Linked DNA regions of Homo sapiens: region 2 is linked to region 1. Evidence: read pairs that join two places in POLR2A ChIA-PET (ENCODE). Cell type or tissue: A673. All regions are shown on one strand. Links, peaks and the distances in the headings refer to the core of each region. The heading gives the core; the rest is flanking DNA.

What was found. ChIA-PET counts read pairs that join two places held together with the same protein. Peaks named below come from ENCODE experiments on the same cell type or tissue, not always from the same donor. Only the 100,000 strongest peaks of a DNase experiment are listed, where the experiment ranks them.
Region 2: POLR2A ChIA-PET joins it to region 1 with 10 read pairs; 4 of 35 experiments call an interaction of 5 or more read pairs at or near these places.

What each region holds. Positions count from the first base shown.
Region 1 is chr19:40,514,085-40,523,478 of GRCh38, reverse strand. SPTBN4 (spectrin beta, non-erythrocytic 4) reads right to left here. Exons shown (of 36, transcript NM_020971.3): 15 at 8,031-8,168; 16 at 3,328-4,078; 17 at 1-42. Among named protein-coding and RNA genes, the nearest start is that of SPTBN4, 52 kb to the right of the region's middle. RefSeq lists a silencer at 1-155. In A673, for the core only: a CTCF peak has its summit at 2,007 (motif pointing right); DNase peaks (open chromatin) are centred at 1,998 and 3,838; H3K27me3 peaks cover 1,971 bases.
Region 2 is chr19:40,192,502-40,201,895 of GRCh38, reverse strand. It overlaps MAP3K10 (mitogen-activated protein kinase kinase kinase 10), which reads right to left. Exons shown (of 10, transcript NM_002446.4): 1 at 9,183-9,394; 2 at 3,341-3,521. Among named protein-coding and RNA genes, the nearest start is that of MAP3K10, 5.8 kb to the right of the region's middle. In A673, for the core only: no CTCF peak of the experiment used is centred there; no DNase peak of the experiment used is centred there; H3K27ac peaks cover 278 bases.

The DNA of each region.
Region 1 (9,394 bases), core at 375-8,374:
TTCCACTGTGCCCGGGAGCTCCGCACCAGACAGCGCCATCTCCTGGGGAGGAGGGAGCGTGGTGCAAAGGTCAGCCTCATTCCATTCCAGGACCTGGGAGAGGCTGCCAGCCTGGCTTGCCACCACTCCCCGCAACCTTGCAAGCATAGAACATTCCAGTTGTGGTCCCACCTCGGGGCTGTTGCCCATGCTGGTGCTTCTGCCTGGGAGTCTGTCCCTCCAGATACCCCCATGGCTGGCTCCTTCACTTTCTTCAGGTCTCTGACCAACCTGCCAAATTTATCAACTCCCACCCCAGCCCTATCCCACTACCCTCCTGTATTATTTCTTTTTGGCAGGGAGGGAGCAGATGGAGTCTCACTCTGTTGCCCAGGCTGGATGCAGTGGTGCAATCCCGGCTCACTGCAACCTCCACCTCCTGGGTTCAAGTGATTCTCCCGCCTCAGCCTCCCAAGTATCTGGGATTACAGGTGCATACCACCATGCCCGGCTAATTTTTTTGTATTTTTGGTAGAGACGGGGTTTCACCATGTTGGCCAGGCTGGTCTCAAACTCCTGACCGCAGGTAATCCACCTGCCTTGGACTCCCGAAGTGCTGGGATTACAGGCGTGAGCCACCACACCCAGCCAACCCTCCTGTATTATTTCTCATAGCATGTACCTGGCAATATTAGCGATGCATTGACTTGTTTACTCTCTCCTCCCCTACATACTAGAATGTCAACCACATGAGGGCAGGATTTTGTATTTTGTTGCCTGAGGTGTGCTCAGCCCCAAAATAGCGCCCAGCACAGAGGAGGCACTCAGTAAATATTTGGTTAATATTAGGCCGGACATGGTGGCTCATGCCTGTAATCCCAGCACTTTGGGAGGCCGAGGTGGGTGGATCACCTGAGGTCAGGAGTTCGAGACCAGCCTGGCCAACATGGTGAACCTCATCTCTACTACAAATACAAATATTAGCCGGGTGTAGTGGCACACACCTGTTATCCCAGCTACTCAGGAGGCTGAGGCAGGAGAATCGCTTGAACCCAGAAGGCGGAGGAGGTGCAGTGAGCCAAGATCACGCCACTGCACTCCAGCCTGGGTGACAGAGCAAGACCCCATCTCAAAAAAAAAAAAAAAAAAAATTGGTTACTATGAAGACTGAAGGCTGGGCACGGTGGCTCATGCCTATAATCCCAGCACTTTGGGAGGCAGAGGCGGGAGGATCACTTGACCCCAGGAGTTCAAGACCAGCCTGGGCAACATGGTGAAATCCCATCTCTACTAAAAATACAAAAAATTAACCAGGCATGGTGGCACGTGCCTGTAGTCCCAGCTACTTGGAGGGCTGACGTGGGAGGATTGCTTGAGCCCCATAGATCAAGGCTGCAGTGAGTCATGATCGTGCCACTGTACTCTGGCCCGGGTGACAGAGTGAGGTCCTGTCTCAAAAAAAGAAGACAACTAAACTGGGTACTGTGTGAACTCAAGGAAGTTCTTTTCCCTCTGGGGTTAGTTTTCTAACTAGTAAAATGAGTGGGTCAGGGCCGGGCATGGTGGCTCACACCTGCAATCCCAGCACTTTGGGAGGCCAAAGCAGGGGGACTGTTTGAGCCCAGGAGCTGGAGACCAGCCTGGGCAGCATAGCAAGATCCTGTCTCTATTTTTTAAATGGGTGGGTCAGAAAGGGTCTCTCAAGGCCACTTCAGCTCCATATTTAGTAATCTTATGATTCAGGGGCTCTCTGTCCTTTCTCCTCCACTCCCTAGATCAGGATTTCCCAAGCCCTGGGCCACAGAGGGGTACTAGTCCATCGCCTGTTAAAAACTGGGCCGCATAGCAGGAGGTGGAGGGGGGGCGAGTGAGCATTACTGCCTGAGCTCTGCCTCCTGTCAGATCAGCAGCAGCTTTACATTCTCATAGGAACACAAACCCTATTGTGAACTGCGCATGTGGGGGATCCAGGTTGCACACTCCTTATGAGAATCTAATGCCCGATGATCTGTCGCTGCCTCCCATCACCCCTAGATGTCACTAGATGGGAACGTCTAGTTGCAGGAAAACAAGCTCAGGACTCCCACTGATTCTACATTATAGTGAGTTTTATAATTATTTCATTATATGTTATAATGTAATAACAATAGAAATAAAGCACACAATAAATGTAATTCGCTTGAATCATCCTGAAAACATTCCTCCTTTTCCCACCGGTTTGTGGAAAAAATTGTCTTCCAGAAAACCAGTCCTTGGTGCCAAAAAGATTAGGGACTGGGCCTGGTGCAGTGGCTCATGTCTGTAATCCCAACACTTTGGGAGGCCGAGGCAGGCGGATCATGAGGTCAAGAGATCAAAACCATCCTGGCCAACATGGTGAAACCCCATCTCTACTAAAAATACAAAAATTAGCTGGTCATGGTGGCTCGCGCCTGTAGTCCCAGCTACTTGGGAGGCTGAGGCAGGAGAATCGTTTGAACCCGGGAGGCTGAGGTTTCAGTGAGCTGAGATCACGCCACTGCCCTCCAGCCTAGCTACAGAGCAAGACTCTATCTAAAGAAAAAAAAAAAAGATTGGGGACCACTGCTGTAGATAATCCTCAAACTGGGTCAGCATCCCTTATATAACCAGTACAGGCAGGCACCCTTTCTAACATGATCCCCAAACACTGGACAATCTGAAAACTGGCTGTTCCATCTTGCCAAAATTCTCAAACTTGGTTCCCATCCCAGAGTGATCTCCCAACTGGATTGGCTGTCCCCAGATAACCACTGCACTTGGTTCCTCATGCCACAGACACAGTTACTCTCTCCAGAGAATCCATAGTTGTCATTCCCAGAAATGAAGATATTGTGCTAATTTAGCCATCCACACCATGTAATCCACAATCACTGACTGACTCCAATAACCCCTCAGCCTGTTACCTACCTCCATAATCCTAATCCTTTGTTATCCATACCAAGATCTTCTTTGAACCCCATTTAACCATCGCCAATCAACCTCATAGTCTTATTTCCTTTCAGATAATCCACGAACCCAGGAAGCCACTCCAATAAATATCCTCGTGCATTACTTACTCGGGATAGCCCACAAACTGTCACCTCCGATAAGACACCAACCTACCCCACTGATGATACTCCTCAAATTCTGTTACATACACACTTCCACACACACTGGATGTTCCACAAACTCAGTTATCCATTCCGGATACTCTCTCACCTCCCACCCACCTCAGAACCCAGTGGTCCCAGGAAACACCCTCCTCCCCACCCCCGCATGTCCCTGTCCCTGCAATCCCCCCGCGGCCTCGGACTCTCCCTCTCCGAAATGTACACCCCGAGTGGGCACCTGGTTACGCAGCACCACGAGCGCCTGGCGTAGATCCCGCAGGAAGAGCTGGTAGATGTGCGCCTGGACCAGCGCCTCCCTGCGCGCCTCCCACAAGCCGAGCAGTTTATGCCAGCCAAGTTCGAGGTGTGGCAGCCACTCGTCTAGTGCCAGGCCCGGGCCCAGCTCTGCGCCGTCGGCGGCCAGCAGCGCCTCGCTGGCCGCCACGATGCGAGCATAGTCTTCCTCGCGCTGGTCCACCTCCTCCTTGAGCGCAGCGTGGCGCGCCAGCAGCGCGTCCGCCTCTTCTAGGCTGTTGGGCAGGGGCCCCTCGCTGCCGCCCGCCGCCTCCTGGGCGCGCACGAGCCAGTCCAGGAAAGCGTCGAGGTCATGTAGGAAGCGCTGCAGGCGCCCTGCTGCCGCCACCGCCTCGCCGCAGGCCTGAGCCGCGCTAGCTAGCGCGCCCCACTCGGCGCCCAGCTCCTCCGCGCCCTGGTGCAGCCGCGCCGCCTGCGCCGGGAAGCGCTCAGCCAGCAGGGCTGCCTCCTCCAGAAGGGCCGCCTGGCGCGGCTCCAGCGCCTGCAGAGCGGCCTCTAGGCCGCTAAGACGCCACTGCAGGGCGCCGCCGGCCCGGGGCGCGCTCTCCACAGCTCTCCGCTTCTCACGCACCTGGGCGCGCACCTCGGCCACCTCCAGCACGTGGTTCTCCACCAGCAGCACCGCGCTCATTTCCTCTTTGCGCTGTTCCACTAGCTCCACGATGCGGTTCCACCTGCCCAGGGGAAAGAGAGTGACTTGAGGAGGACAGGGACTCCTCTTGGGCGCGGAGGGCCCGCCGACCCAGGGTAGAATCCAGGCCCAAGCCACCCAGCCACTGTGTGACCTCAGAAAGTTTCTCCAGTTTCTGCCGGTGTAAAATGGAACCCTACGCAGCACTTTTGCTTAGGGCAGCCATTCTCAACATGTAATCTGATAGAGGACAAAACTATCTTCATAAAAATGTGTTAAGACGCCATTTGCTTTTTCACTCTCATTCTTTCCCGAGTGTTCAGTGGAGTTTTCCAGAGGCGGCAGGAGAGACTGAGAGCAGAAGCCGACTCTGATTTAAGAGAAGCCCAGCTGCCATCTCTTAAACCAGACTTTAAAGAGATTTGCAAAGGTACGAAACAATGCCACTCTTAGTACATTTTGTGTTATGAAAAGTTATTTTTAATAAAAAAGTTATATTAACACGTTAGATATTTAGATTTAAAAAAATTTTTTTAAGACGTGAGATCTCACTATGTTGCCCAGGCTAGAACGCAGTGGCTATTCATGAACTCGTTTATGGCACACTGAAGCCTCCAATTCGCAGGCTCAAGCGGTCCTCCCACCTCAGCCTCACAGGTCTAACAGGCACGCACCACTCCCAGTGTATTGTTATTTTTAAATAATGTTTTCAAATTTCTCAGCCGGGTGCAGTGGTTCACACCTGTAATCCCAGCACTTTGGAAGACGGAAGCAGGTGGATCGCTTGAGCTCAGGAGTTGGAGAGCAGCCTGGGCAACATGGTGAGACTCCTAAAATACAAAAATTAGCTGGGCGTGGGGGTGCACACCTATGGTCCCAGCTACTTGGGAGGCTGAGATGGGAGGATTGCTGGAGCCTGCGAAGTCGAGGCTGCAGTGAGCCATGATTGTGCCACTGCACTCCAGCCTGGGTGACAGAGTAATGAGACCCTGTCTCAAAATAAATAAATAAAAATAAAAACATTTTAAATTTTCTCAGTACTAAGTTCTAATATAGTAAATAGCAATAGATATGACCCACTAAAACAAGCTCTTGGGGTCCTCAATAGTTTGGGTTTTTTAAATTTTGTTTTCTTTTTTAGACAGAGTCTTGCTCTGTTGCCCAGGCTGGAGTGCAGTGGCACGATCTCAGCTCACTGCAACCTCCGCCTCCCAGGTTCATGGGATTCTCCTGCCTCAGCCTCCCAAGTAGCTGGGATTACAGGCGTGCACCACCACACCCGGCTAGTTTTTATATTTTTAATAGAGATGGGGTTTCATCACATTGGCCAGGCTGGTCTCAAACTCCTGACCTCAAGTGATCTGCTTGCCTCGGCCTCCCAAAATGCTAGGATTACAGGCGTGAGCCACCATGCCCTGCCTGTTTCTTGCATAAAGCCATTATGATTCTCTAAATATCTTGTCCATTTATTAGTGTATTTAACTGTCTTTCTGCCCCCTCTAGAATGGACACACCATGAGGACAGAGATTAGGACTCTGAAATCAGGCAGACCCGAGTTCAAGTTCTGCTCTGGCCAGATTTGCCATGTGACCTTGGGCAAATCATTTCCTTCTCTGATCTTCAGTTTCCTCATCTGGAAAATGGGGATAATAAAGTCCACTTCATTGAGTGTGTAACGAGATCATGTGGCTAAAGCACTTGGCATATAGATCTCTCTACATGCTGTAAATCGTTATGATTGTAGTTATTTTTTTAGGCCTGGATGCTTTGCGATGGTCTTGGCTACAGAGGTTTTAAAATCCCTGGATATTGGAATCTTGCAGCACAGAGTCAAGAGCGTAGTCTTTGGGTGGGGCAGAGTGGCTCATGCCTGTAATTCCAGCACTTGCGGAGGCCAAGGCAGAAGATCACTTGAGCCCAGGAGTTCGAGACCAGTCTGGGCAACAGAGTGAGACCCCATCTGTACAAAAAATACAAAAATTAGCCGGGTGCAGTGGTGTGCATCCATAGTCCCACTACTCAAGAGGCTGAGGCAGGAGGATTTCTTGAGCTCGGGTCGGGGGCGGTGAAGGCTGTAGTGAGCCATGATCGTACCACTGCACTCCAGTCTGGGCGAAAGAGCAAGACCCTGTCTCAAGAAAGAAAAAAAAAAAAAGAGCACAGTCTTTGAAGTCAAACATATCCATCTTCAAAGCCCGGTTTGATCCCCTAACTTGCTGTGTAACCTTGGGCCTCCATCTTCGCCTCTCTGAGATCCAGTTTTCTCCTCTCTAATGTGGGGTAGTTTCCACCTCATAGTGTTACCAGGAAGACTGGATATATTAGATAAACAGCTACAGCTCAGGATTCAGCCAGAACTGTATTTGACTCCTACTTATAGACTGAGTAATCTTGGATAAGGAGTTCACCTTTTTGGACTTGTATCTTCATCTATGAACCCCACCTGCACTGGGAGAATTGCTGGTAGTATTCCAGAGGTACTGATATTAGTTTGTTACTTATCTTAAAGAGTTCTGGGCTAGGAGCAGTAGCTTACACTGTAATCCCAGCTCTTTGGAAGGCCAAGGTGGGAGGAGGCCAGGAGGTTTTTGTTTGTTTGTTTGTTTGTTTGTCTGTTTTGGTATAGATTCTTGCTCTGTCACCTAGGCTGGAGTGCAGTGGTGTGATCTTGGCTCACTGTAGCCTCTGCCTCCCGGGTTCAAGCAATTCTTCTGCCTCAGCCTCCTGAGTAGCTAGGACTACAGGCACATGCCACCATGCCCGGATAATTTTTGTATTTTTAGTAGAGATGGGGTTTCACCATATTGGTCAGGCTGGTCTCGAACTCCTGACCTCAGGTGATCCACCTGCCTTGGCCTCCCAAAGTGCTGGGATTACAGGTGTGAGCTACCACGCCCAGCCGAGCCCAGGAGTTGTAAGACCAGCATGGCCAACACAGTGAGACCCTGTCTCTACAAAAAAAATTTTTTTTAATTAGCTGGGCATGGTGATATGCACCTGTAGTCCCAGTTCCTCAGGAGGCAGAGGTGGGAGGATCGCTTGAGCCTAGGTGTTGGAGGCTGCAATGAGCCATGATCATGCCACTGTATTCCAACCTGGGCAACAGAGCAAGATCCTGTCTCAAAAGAGAGAGAGAGAGAGTTCTGAATTCTAGGATCTTTACTATGGAAATTGGGATATTGGGAATTTTTTTTTTTTTTTTTTTGAGACAAGGTCTGGCTCTATTGCCCAGGCTGGAGTGCAGTGGCACAATCTCTGCTCACTGCAATCTCTACCTCCTGGGCTCAAGGCATCCTCCCAACTCAGCCTCCCATGTAGCTGGGACTACAAATGTGCACCACCATGCTTGGCTAAATTTTGTATATATATATACATATATATAGTGTGTATATATATATACATATATATGTGTATATATACGTATATGTGTGTATATATACGTATATATGTGTATATATACGTATATATGTGTATATATACGTATATATGTGTATATATACGTATATATGTGTGTATATATATGTGTGTGTATATATATATTTTGTGTGTGTGTGTGTGTGTGTGTGTGTGCGCGCACGTAGAGAGAGAGACGGGGTTTCACCATGTTGCCCAGGCTGGTCTTGAATTCATGAGCTCAAGTGATCCACCCATCTCAGCCTCCTGAAGTGCTGGGATTACAGTATGAGCCACTGTGCCCGGAAGAATGTTGGGATACTTTAGAAAGGTATATAAAGTGCTTGGGAATACTCCTGGCAGATTGTAGATATCCAATACATTCTTTCTGGACAAATAAATGAACAGCCAACTGAAATGTTGTTTTAATTTTACCACGTCATCACCAGTATCAGGGATTATGATTTTTGGTCAACATTTTGTTGATTTATCGGGTGGCCATTATGATTCCAGGGGTTTGAGATTGCACATCTTGCTGTCCATGGCTGTGTGAGTGTGGAAGGGAAGGATGGGAGGGACTCCCAGCCCCAGGCCCTCCTACCTGCTGTTGAGGTGGTCCTGGCAGGAACGCACCTCATCTGAACTGGGGTGGCCTCCTTCCACCAGCTCCTGGACTGTGTGGTTCACGTCCAGAACGCGGCCCATCAGGCTGTTCATCTCTTGGTCCAGGCTCTCGAATCTGCAGGAGGATGGAGATGCTCAGACACCCGAACCCTGCGGACCTTGGTTTTATGAAATACCTTCTACTGGTTCTACTCCTAATTCTCAATCCACCCTTCTTTTCAGCCTCCTTTGTGGGCTCCTTCTCTTCTACTTGCTGCTTATTTTATTTAATTTAATTTAACTTATTTAATTTAATTTAATTAATTTATGTATGTATGTATTGAGACAGAGTCTCGCTCTGTCACCCAGGCTGGAGTGCAGTGGCGCGATTGTGGCTCACTGCAACCTCTGCCTCCCGGATTCAAGCGATTCTCATGTCTCAGCCTCCCATGTAGCTGGGATTACAAGCATGCGCCACCACGCCCAGCTAACTTTTCTATTTTTAGTAGAAACGGGATTTCACCATGTTAGCCAGGCTGGTCTCCAACTCCTGATCTTATATGATCCACCTGCCTTGGCCTCCCAAAGTACTGGGATTACAGGCGTGAGCCACCACGCCCAGCCTCTACCTGATGTTTAAATGTGAGATTCCTCAGCAGCAACTCCACCCTGAGCCCTCTGGGTTTTCCTTCACACCCTTCTTCAATGATTCCACCCAGCCCCACAGCCTTGGTCTTTGCCCCTGAACTCATGACAGTCACACCTCAGTCTCCAGCCTCAACCTCTTACCTTTTGAACCTGTCTTCGACCTCAAAGCCTACTGTATACCTTCTTGGGGCTATTCACACCCACCTGACTCAAATTTGTTCTTCCTCTGGGCCCCCATGTTGGGGACAGCACTGTCATCTGCCAGGCCAGAGCCCTGGGCTTTGTTTTGGAAAATCGCTCCAGCCCATCAGTCTCCATGGCCTGTTTACTTACCTCCCGCCCTGGTCTAATCTTGTTCCGCTCCATCTGGGTCCCCAGCCCAGTTGCCTCTCTGGGTTCCCAGCCACAACTCTTACCCGCTCCAACCTGCCCTCCACATGGCAGCCACTGAGGTCTACTTTAAGCTAGACATGGTCCTCCCATCTTTAAATCAATGTTTCAAAGAACTGGGCAACTGCAGGCACAGTAGGGGCAAGGAGCAGCCCTGTGTTTCCAGCAGTGCCCAGCACAAGACCTAGAAAGGCATAGGCACTCAGTAAACACCTGCTGAATGAATGTATGGATGAATAAGATGCTCAGACAGAGTGGTGCAGAGGGGGAATAGGCATTGTTCACCCACTAATTGAACAACTCATTGCTAAGTCAGCCAACAGA
Region 2 (9,394 bases), core at 1,022-9,021, 320 kb after region 1:
TGCAGCAAACTACCATGGCACATGTATACCTATGTAACAAACCCTGCACGTTCTGCACATGTATCCCAGAACTTAAAATTAAAAAAAAAAAAAAAAAAAAAGCTGGCGTGTGGAGCTAGGCACAGTGGCTCACGCCTGTAATGTCAGCACTTTGGGAGGCCAAGACAAGAGGACCTCTTGAGCCCAAGAGATCGAGACCAGCGTAGGAAACAAAGTGAGACCTCGTCTCTACAAAAAATTAGCCTGGTGTGGTGGCATGCCTGTAGTCCCAGCTACTAGAGAGGCTGAGGTGGGAGGATCACTTGAGCCCAGGAGGTTGAGGCTGCAATGATTTGTGACGGCATCACTGCACTCCAGCCTGGGTGACAGAGCAAGACCCTGTTAAAAAAAAAAAAAAAAAAAAGGCTGGGTGCGGTGGCTGACGCCTGTAATCCCAGCACTTTAGGAGGCCCAGGTGGGCAGATCATGAGGTCAAGAGATCAAGGCTGTCCTGGCCAATATGGTGAAACCCCGTCTCTACTGAAAAATTAAAAAAAATAAATAAATAATACAAAAATTAGCTGGGCCTGGTGGCATGTGCCTGTAGTCCCAGCTACTTGGGAGGCTGAGGCAGGATAATTGCTTGAACCCAGGAGGCAGAGGTTTCAGTGAGCCAAGATCGCGCCGCTGTACTCCGGCCTGGGCGACAGAGCAAGACTCCAGCTCAAAAAAAAAAAAAAAACAAAAAACGCTGGAGCTCAAGCAGTCATTTTGGATCATGAAGTAAACTTCAGAATGGAGACCATACAAGGTGGGGGAGAAACAGTGGTTTATAACTGGAGGGTAGCATGATCCACCCCTCTCTCCCATGTCCTTGGAAACCTATGGGGTTACTGTGATTGTAATAATGACTGAGAATGTTACTGAAGTTTATGGCGGGGAGGTGTGGATATCCTGCATCCTGCTAAGTACAGGACAGGACCACATCAGAAAGAATTAGCCTGCCCGGCCGGGTGCAGTGACTCATGCCTGTAATCCCAGCACTCTAGGAGGCTGAGGCGGGCGGATCACCTGAGGTCAGGACTTCAAGACCAGCCTAGCCAACATGGTGAAACCCTGTCTCCACTAAAAATATAAAAATTAGCCAGTGCATGCCTATAATCTCAGCTACTCGGGAGGCTGAGGCACAAGAATCACTTGAATCTGGGAGGAGGAGGGTGCAGTGAGCTGAGATTGTGCCATTGCACTCCAGCCTGGGCGGCAGAGTGAGACTCTGTCCCAAAAAAAAAAAAAAAAAAAAAAAAGGTAGCACAAATGAACGCCTGATGTACAGCCAGTTGGAAATTCTCCCAAAGGGCTGCTCTGCTCTAGGCTGAGCTGGAGACTTCCTGTCTGATCTGTCTCAGTCCCATACCCATTAATTTGCTGCTTGGACAATCTGGAGCCTCAGCTGGGAATTGACGGGAACAGTAAATGGGGAGACCCAGGTTTGGCTCCAACCAAGCAGAAGGTCCTGGGTTGAAAGTCTCCATGGCCACCATCAACTCTCACTGGTGACAGCAACAGACCCATCATTGGCTGTCTCTACCTAACAGTCAAAGGAGCTTTTATTTTTAAGTATTTTTTTTCAGATGGAGTCTTGCTCTGTCACCCAGGCTGGAGTGCAACGGCGCCATCTCAACCTCTGCCTCCTGCAGTCAAGCAATTCCCCTGCCTCAGCCTCCTGAGTAGCTAGGACTACAGGCACCCACCACCATGCCTGGCTAATTTTTGTATTTTTAGTAGAGATGGGGTTTCACCATGTTGGCCAGGCTAGTCCTGAATGAACTCCTGGCCTCAAGTGAACCACCCACCTCGGCCTCCCAAAGTGCCAGGATTACAGGCGTGAGCCACCGCGCCTGGCCGAATTTTTGTATTTTTAGTAGAGGTGGGATTTCACCATGTTGGCCAGGCTGGTCTCAAACTCCTGGTGTCAAGGGATTCACCCACCTGGGCCTCCCAAAGTGCTGGGATTACAGGCGTGAGCCACCGCACCCGGCCTCCAAAGGAGTTTTTATTTACTTCCTTTTATAAAAATTAATTTAAAAATTTCTTTTTCATATACATGGGGTCTCACTACATTGACCAGGCTGGTCTCAAATTCCTGGCCTCAAGTGATCCTCCCACCTTGGCCTCCCAAAGTACTGGGATTATAGGTGTGAGCTACCACTCTATTCAGACATGGCTCCTCATGGCTTCCTACTTCATTAGAATAAAACCTGAAGGCCACTCCCTCACCCACAGGGCCTTCCAGCTCCCTCTCCTACATAATTTCCTACCTCTCTCTTCCTTGCCTGCACAGTGGCAGCCACATGGGCCTCTTTGCTGTTTCTGGGACACACCATGCTCACCTCAGCACCTCCTTCTTCCTCCAAACTTTTCGTGACTGGTTCCTTTTTGCCACTTGGAACTCAGATGAAGTATCATTTCTCAGATTGCTCAGAGAAGCGTTCCCAAAAGTAGTCTTCCAGCCCTTAAAGTGCCTTCCTCTCAGCCTCCTCGCACTTTGTACTAACACTTTTTTCTGGTGTACTTGTCTTTAAAAATTATAATTTTCTTAAAAAACAGCTTTATAAAAAAGAGCTTCTTGTATGTTGACTGACTTACTATTCCTGAGGGCAGGGATTGCATGTATTTTTCTTCTCTGCTATATCCCTAGAACCCGGTGCAGTTAGATGAAGGAATGAATGAGTGAATTAATCATTTTCCTGTCTGACAGATGGGACAGTGCATGGGCTAGTGTCTGAGGGGGCTTTCAGTGCTAGCATCCATGTGCTGTCTCTATGCTTTTTTAAATTTTTTCTTTTTTTGGAGACAGAGTCTCGCTCTGTCACCCAGGCTGGAGTGCAGTGGCCAATCCCAGCCCACTGCAATCTCTGCCTCCCGGCCTCAAGTGATTCTCCTGCCTCAGTCTCCCGAGTAGCTGGGACAACAGGCATCTGCCACCACGCCCAGGTAATTTTAGTATTTTTAGTAGAGATGGGGTTTCACCATGTTGGTCAGGCTGGTCTCAAACTCCTGACCTCAAGTGATCCGCCCACCTCGGCCTCCCAAAGTGCTGGGATTACAGGTGTGCGCCCCCGCGCCCGGCCTTGTCTCTAGATCCTATGAGCTTTTTATTCTAATCCAGTGTGCCCCCTAGTTGCCATTTGTGCTAGCTGAACAGGTAACTGGCACTTGTCTGGTGGCCTGACCTTGCCAGCAGGTCCCTTTGTCAGACTGAGATCCTGGCTTCAGCAGGAGACCCTCCCTCCCACTCTGCCCTCACCCCTTCCTCCCTCCCTTACTCCCCAGAGGCCATCCCGGCCGCGCCTTTCAGCACCTCCAGACATCACTGCTTTTGGAGAAGAGGGAGAGACGGATAACCTCCGGCGCCATCCAGGCGTAGGTCCCCGCAGCGCTCATCTTGGTGGTCTTGTGCCACTCGCGGGCGAGGCCGAAGTCCGTGATCTTGAGCACCGTGTCTGCGAGGTTGTGGTTCTCGATGGCCTCCAGGATCAGGACTGTGGGGTGGGAAGAAAGGTGGGTCACCCCAGACCTGCCACGCCGCAGACCCAAGTGTTCTGGCCCGCTGCCTCAGCTAGAAACACGTCTTTCCTCTCACTGCCTCAGGCTGCCCCGCTCTGTGGCAGGTCCTTTCCTGGCCTGGAACATCCATGAGCCCCTCCGCCCAGGTCTAATCCCTGTCCCAGGCTCCCATGAGGGAGTAGGGAGCTCCTCCTGTGTCCTCTGCCCTCCTGATTCTGTCCTGGGCTTTGGGGAGCTCCATGAATGGTCAAGAACCAACAGCCAAGGCTGAAGCGGGTCACTTGAGCCCAGGAGTTCGAGACCAGCCTGTGCAACATGGCAAGACCTCATCTCTACAAAAACTTTTTAAAAATACCTGGGTGTGGTGGTGCATGCCTACAGTCCCAGCCACTTGGGAGGCTAAGTTGGGAGGATCACTTGAGGCTGGGAGGTTGAGGCTGCAGTGAGCCATGGTCTTGCCATTGCACTCCAGCCTGGGCAATAGAGTGAGACCTCGTCTCAAAAAAAAGAAACAACAGCCAAGGCCTTAGTCCTCCAGGCCTTGAGTTCCCAGCTACCCTGGAAGCAGGAAGTGCAAACCTGGGGCAGAAGGGAGGAACGTGGCTTCCCCCTCGTGTCTATCACCCCCGTGGCACACTGCAGTCAGGGTCCCAATTCTACCCCTTCCTGTGTCCACACTCTGCCATGAGACTTTGCCATTCTTTCTGCTAAAGAGGCAGAGTATGGCCAGGCACGGTGGCTCACACCTGTAATCCCAGCACTTTGGGAGGCTAAGGCAGGCGGATCACTTGAGGTCAGGAGTTCGAGACCAGCCTGGCCAACATGGTGAAACCTCATCTCTACTAAAAATACAAAAATTAGCCGAGCATCATGGTGCTCACCTGTAATCCCAGCTACTTGGAAGGCTGAGGCATGAGAATCACTTGAACCTGGGAGGTGGAGGTGGCAGTGAGCTGAGATTGCGCCATTGAACTCCAGCCTGGGTGACAGAGCGAGACTCTGTCTCCGAGAAAACAAAAACAAAAACAAAAACAAAGGCAGAGTGCACCCTGACTCTGGCTCAGCCGTATGACTTGCTTTGGCTAAGAATGACAGGGTGCCAATTCCAAGCCCAGGCCTTGCATGTCTGCTGGCCCTCTTGCACTTGTGTCATCACCATGACAACATGCCTCAGCTAGCCTGCTTGTCCAAGAAGATGAGAGCTACTTGGAGCAAAGCCTCTCCAGCTGAGCCCAGCCTCCATCAGTTTACCCTCCAGCTGGTCCGCAAATGCAGGAGCAGTAATACACAATGGCTGTTTTAAGATGCCGAGTTTTGGGGGTAGCTTATTACACAGCATGATCGTGACAAAATCTGACTGAAGTATTCCCTAAACATACTGGATGGTTCTAGCTTACTTTCTACCCGGGTTGTCACTAACAGCCATGAGGATCATGGCTAGTGTTTGTACTGTGCTAAGCTCTCTATAGGAATTGACTCATGAATGACCCCCACCCCGAGCCCTTTTTTATTTTTTTAAAGAGACAGGGTTGGCCAGGAGCAGTGGCTCATGCCTGTAATCCCAGCACTTTGGGAGGCCAAGGTAGGTGGATCACTTGAGGTCAGGAGACCGAGACCAGCCTGGCCAACATAGTGAAACCCTGTCTCTACTAAAAATACAAAAATTAGCTGGGTGTGGTGGCGGGTGCCTGGAGTCCCAGCTATTTGAGAGGCTTTGGTGAGAGGATCACTTGAACCCAGGAGGCAGAGGTTGCAGTGAGCCGAGATCGTGCCACTGCACTTCAACCTGGATGACAGAGCGAGACTCCATCTCAATGAAATAAATAAATAAATAAAGAGACAGGGTCTTTTTCTGTCACTCAGACTGGAGTGCAGTGGTGTGATTATGGCTTGCTGTAGCTTCAAACTTCTGGGCTTAAACAATCCTCCAGCCTTGGACTCCCAAATTGCTGGGACTACAAGAGTAAACCACTGCACCCAGCCACAACCCATTTTTCTTGACTAGCTAACAGAGGCTCAGAAGTCACTTGGCCAAGAGGTCACATGGTTAGAAAATGGCAGGACAAAGGCTTGAATTAGTTTTGTCATCAGAGCTCAATCTCTTAACTGCTGAGATATTTTACTACCTTCTATCACATAGAGGCTCCAAAGTATACAGTGTGCTGCCTGGGTTTGAGTCTCAGCCCTGCTTCTTCCTAGGTGCATAACCCTGTACAGTTTACTTTAATCTTCACACCGAGACTTCTCCTCTATGAAATGGGGCTCGTAACAGAATTTACCTTCTAGCGTTATAGTAAAAATTTATTGCCTGAAGCAATAGGGCCTTTAAAAGTGTTAGCTGTTATTATTAGTGTGTGATATTGCCATAATTGTTCCGAATTTCTCCACTTTTCTTTTTGCCATTCCTGGCTACTTCCCAGTCATAATAATAATAGTAAGGTAGTTCTACTATCATGCCCATTTGGCAGATGAAGGAACTGAAGGTGGCAGAGATTGGCAAATCACCCAGGGTCACACAATTGATAATCCTGCCCATCCTTTAAAGCCCAGCTTCAGATTGGACGCGGTGGCTCATGCCTGTAATCCTAGCACTTTGGGAGGCTAAGGCAGGCGGATCACCTGAGGTCAGGAGTTCAAGACCAGCCTGGCCAACATGGCAAGACCACCGTCTCTACTAGAAATACAAAAATTAGCCAGGCTTGGTGGCGCACGCCTGTAGCCCTGCCTACTTGGAAAGTTGAGGTGGAAGGATCACTTGAACCCGGGAGGCGGAAGGTTCAGTGAGCTGTGATCACACTACTGCACTCCAGCCTGGGTCACAGAGTGAGATGACTCTGTCTCAAAAAAAAAAAAAAAAAAAAAAAAAAAAAAAAAAAAAGGCCGGGCGGGCTTCAGTGTTACCTCCTCCTGGAAGCCCCCACTGTAAATTCCTAGTCTGTAACTCCACCTCTGCAGAAGTTTTCCCTTCTTAGGTCCCCACCTCTCCTGTTTGTATCGAAACCCTGTGACAGAGGGAACATCTCATGGTTTTATGCTTTATTTCTGTATTTCCCAGGCTGGGCCTAAGTCAGTCCCCCTTCAAAATCTTTATGTAATCATGTCACTCCCTGCTTCAAATCCTCTAATGGCTTCCACTACATCAAATAAAATACCCCAAGTCCTCACCATGGCCCCCAAGGTCCTATGTGATCTGGCTCCTGCCAGCCTTTCTGATCCTACTTCCTCCCATCTCTGCCTCAATGCCTGCTGTTCTGGTCTTGCTGTTCTCCAGTGAGACACACTCACTCCCACCTCAGGGCATGTGCCCCACTGTTCCCCTTCCCCAGATCTTTGTAAAGCTGGGTCCCCTTTGTTCAGGTCTCTGCTCAAATGTTGCCTTCCCTGACCACCCGATCTAAATAAAGAGAACCCTCTGCTCCAGCCTTTGCCTTAGTCCACTGAGAGCCCCTGATACTCTCTGAAATTTTGGTATCCATCTATCCATCATTTATTCCTGTTCACCGGAATATAAATTCCATAGCTGGGGGAGGGAGAAATCTTGCCTTGTTCACTTCTGTAATCCCAGAGCTGAGGCAGTGCCTAGTAAGAGTAGGCACTTAAGAATTACTGGTGGAATGAACCAATGAATGAATGATGGCAGATGAGGCGCTCCTTAGGGTAGGATGAGTGGGGAAGCAGTGCTGTGGAGGCGCTGTGTCCTCTGTTTCTGGCACAGAGCAGACCCATCACCCCGGGAGGAAGCCCTGGCCATAAGAGGCCCACTGACCCTTTGACCAGATAGCACTGGCTACAAAAAACCTGGGGGTGTGGGGCGTGCTGTCAATCAGCAGAGGTGAGGAAGGGCTGAGGAGTCCCAGCCTTCAACAGGAGCATGCTGGGTGGCCCTGCCTCCATTTACCCAACATTTCAGAGGTGCTGGGGCATAAGCATCAGTTCCCCAGACACAGCACCAGCTCTGGCACATCGTGGTCACATGTTAGCTTTTTTTTTTTGCGATGGAATCTTGCTCTGTCACCCAGGCTGGAGTGCAGTGGTGCAATCTCGGCTCACTGCAACCTCCACCTCCTGGTTTCAAGCGATTCTTCTGCCTCAGCCTGAGTAGCTGGGATTACAGATGCATGCCACCATGCCCAGCTAATTTTTGTATTTTTAGTAGAGAAGGGGTTTCACCATATTGGTCAGGCTGGTCTCGAACTCCTGACCTCGGGTGATGCACCCACGTCGGCCTCCCAAAGTGCTGGGATTACAGGCGTGAGCCACCGCGCCCAGCCAAGCTCTCTGTTGATATACAAATGTCAGGCTTGGGAGGCAAGGAAGATGCAGTCCCTCTATTCTAGGGGCTTACAATTGCTATGGGTGGGGAATAGCAATATATTCCTAAAAATAGTGGGATGGATTAAAATAAATTTCAAGATGTAGAAGTGACAGAAATCAGGAATAGATGAGATGTGGGTGTTGAGAGCAAAGGGGGCACCTTCACATTTTGGGGCTTAACTGTGAGTGACGTGAGGGCCGGGGACATGCTGGCCTTCTCCACTGCTGATGCCTTTGCTTAGCACATGATCTGGCCTGGTAAATACCAAATGGAAGAATGAACAAATGAATGAAGAAATGAAAGGGAGTGAGATGGGGCACAGCACGAATGGGAGAGCCAGGAATGTAAGATTTTTTTTTTCTTGCTGTATCCCTGGGACAGGGTCTGGCACACAGCACTCTGGAAATATCTGTGGAATGAATGAATGAAATTGCTAGCCTGTGAGTACTGTCAGGGCAGAAACCATGGCTGTCTTACTCCCAGCTGGGCTCCTGCTTAATAGGTGCTCAATTAATACTTGTTGACACCACATGAAGCTCTTCCATCTAGAAATGAGTCTTGCAGAATGTTCCCTTCTACCTGGCTCCATTATTTATTCAACCAACCAATCAACTTTGGAGAACCTATCAGGCAGCCTGGAAGCTTTTATATAAGCCACATCAATTTAATTCCTCCCTCATCTTTTCCAGTTTGCCTTGGCCAGCTCGGCCTATGAAGACTCCAGGAAATGGTTCTCAACTGGGGGTGATTCTGCCCCCCAGGGGACATTTGCAATGCCTGGAGACACTTTTGGTTGTCATAGCTGGGGAGAGGGGGCAGGGAATGCTAATGACATCTAGTGGGAAGAGGCTAAAGATGCCGCTAAGCAACTCACAATTTACAGGACAGCCCCTACAACAATGATCTGGCCTCAAGTGCCAATAGTGCTGGGGTTGAGAGACACTGACTCCAGACGGGGTAGGCTCTTTTTGTCTCTGCCTGGTGGACTCTGGCAGCATGGCTGGATGGCAAGCACCTTGAAGGCAGGCACTGCATCTGTCCTGTTCATGCAGGGAACGCAGGTGTTCATGGATACATGTTTACTGAGCGATTGTGACTCTGCAGCCTGGGAGGCAGGTAAGTCCTTCAACCTTTCTGAGCCTCCTTTTTCTCCCTTAAGGCAGGCAAGGCCTACCTCACCTTCACCCTGAAGGTATCATACTGCTGCCCCTTCTCACTCCAGGCACAGTGTCATCTGGTGTCCCTCACCCTGTTTCCCACCACCTAGGCCTGGCCTTGAGAGGTTCTGTGGAAGGAATTTTGGGGAGAGGACACCACTTACTGTTGATGGACTTGAGGTCCCGGTGGATGATGGGCACAGGGGCATCATTGTGTAGGTAGTTCATGCCCCGGGCCACCTGCACAGCCCAGTTGACCAGCACGTGAGGTGGCACCCGGCGACCTGCCAGCACCCTGCTCAGTGCACCACCCCGGGCATACTCCATCACTAGGCAGAGGTGTGGGGGGTTGAGGCAGGCGCCCCTAAGGGCAATT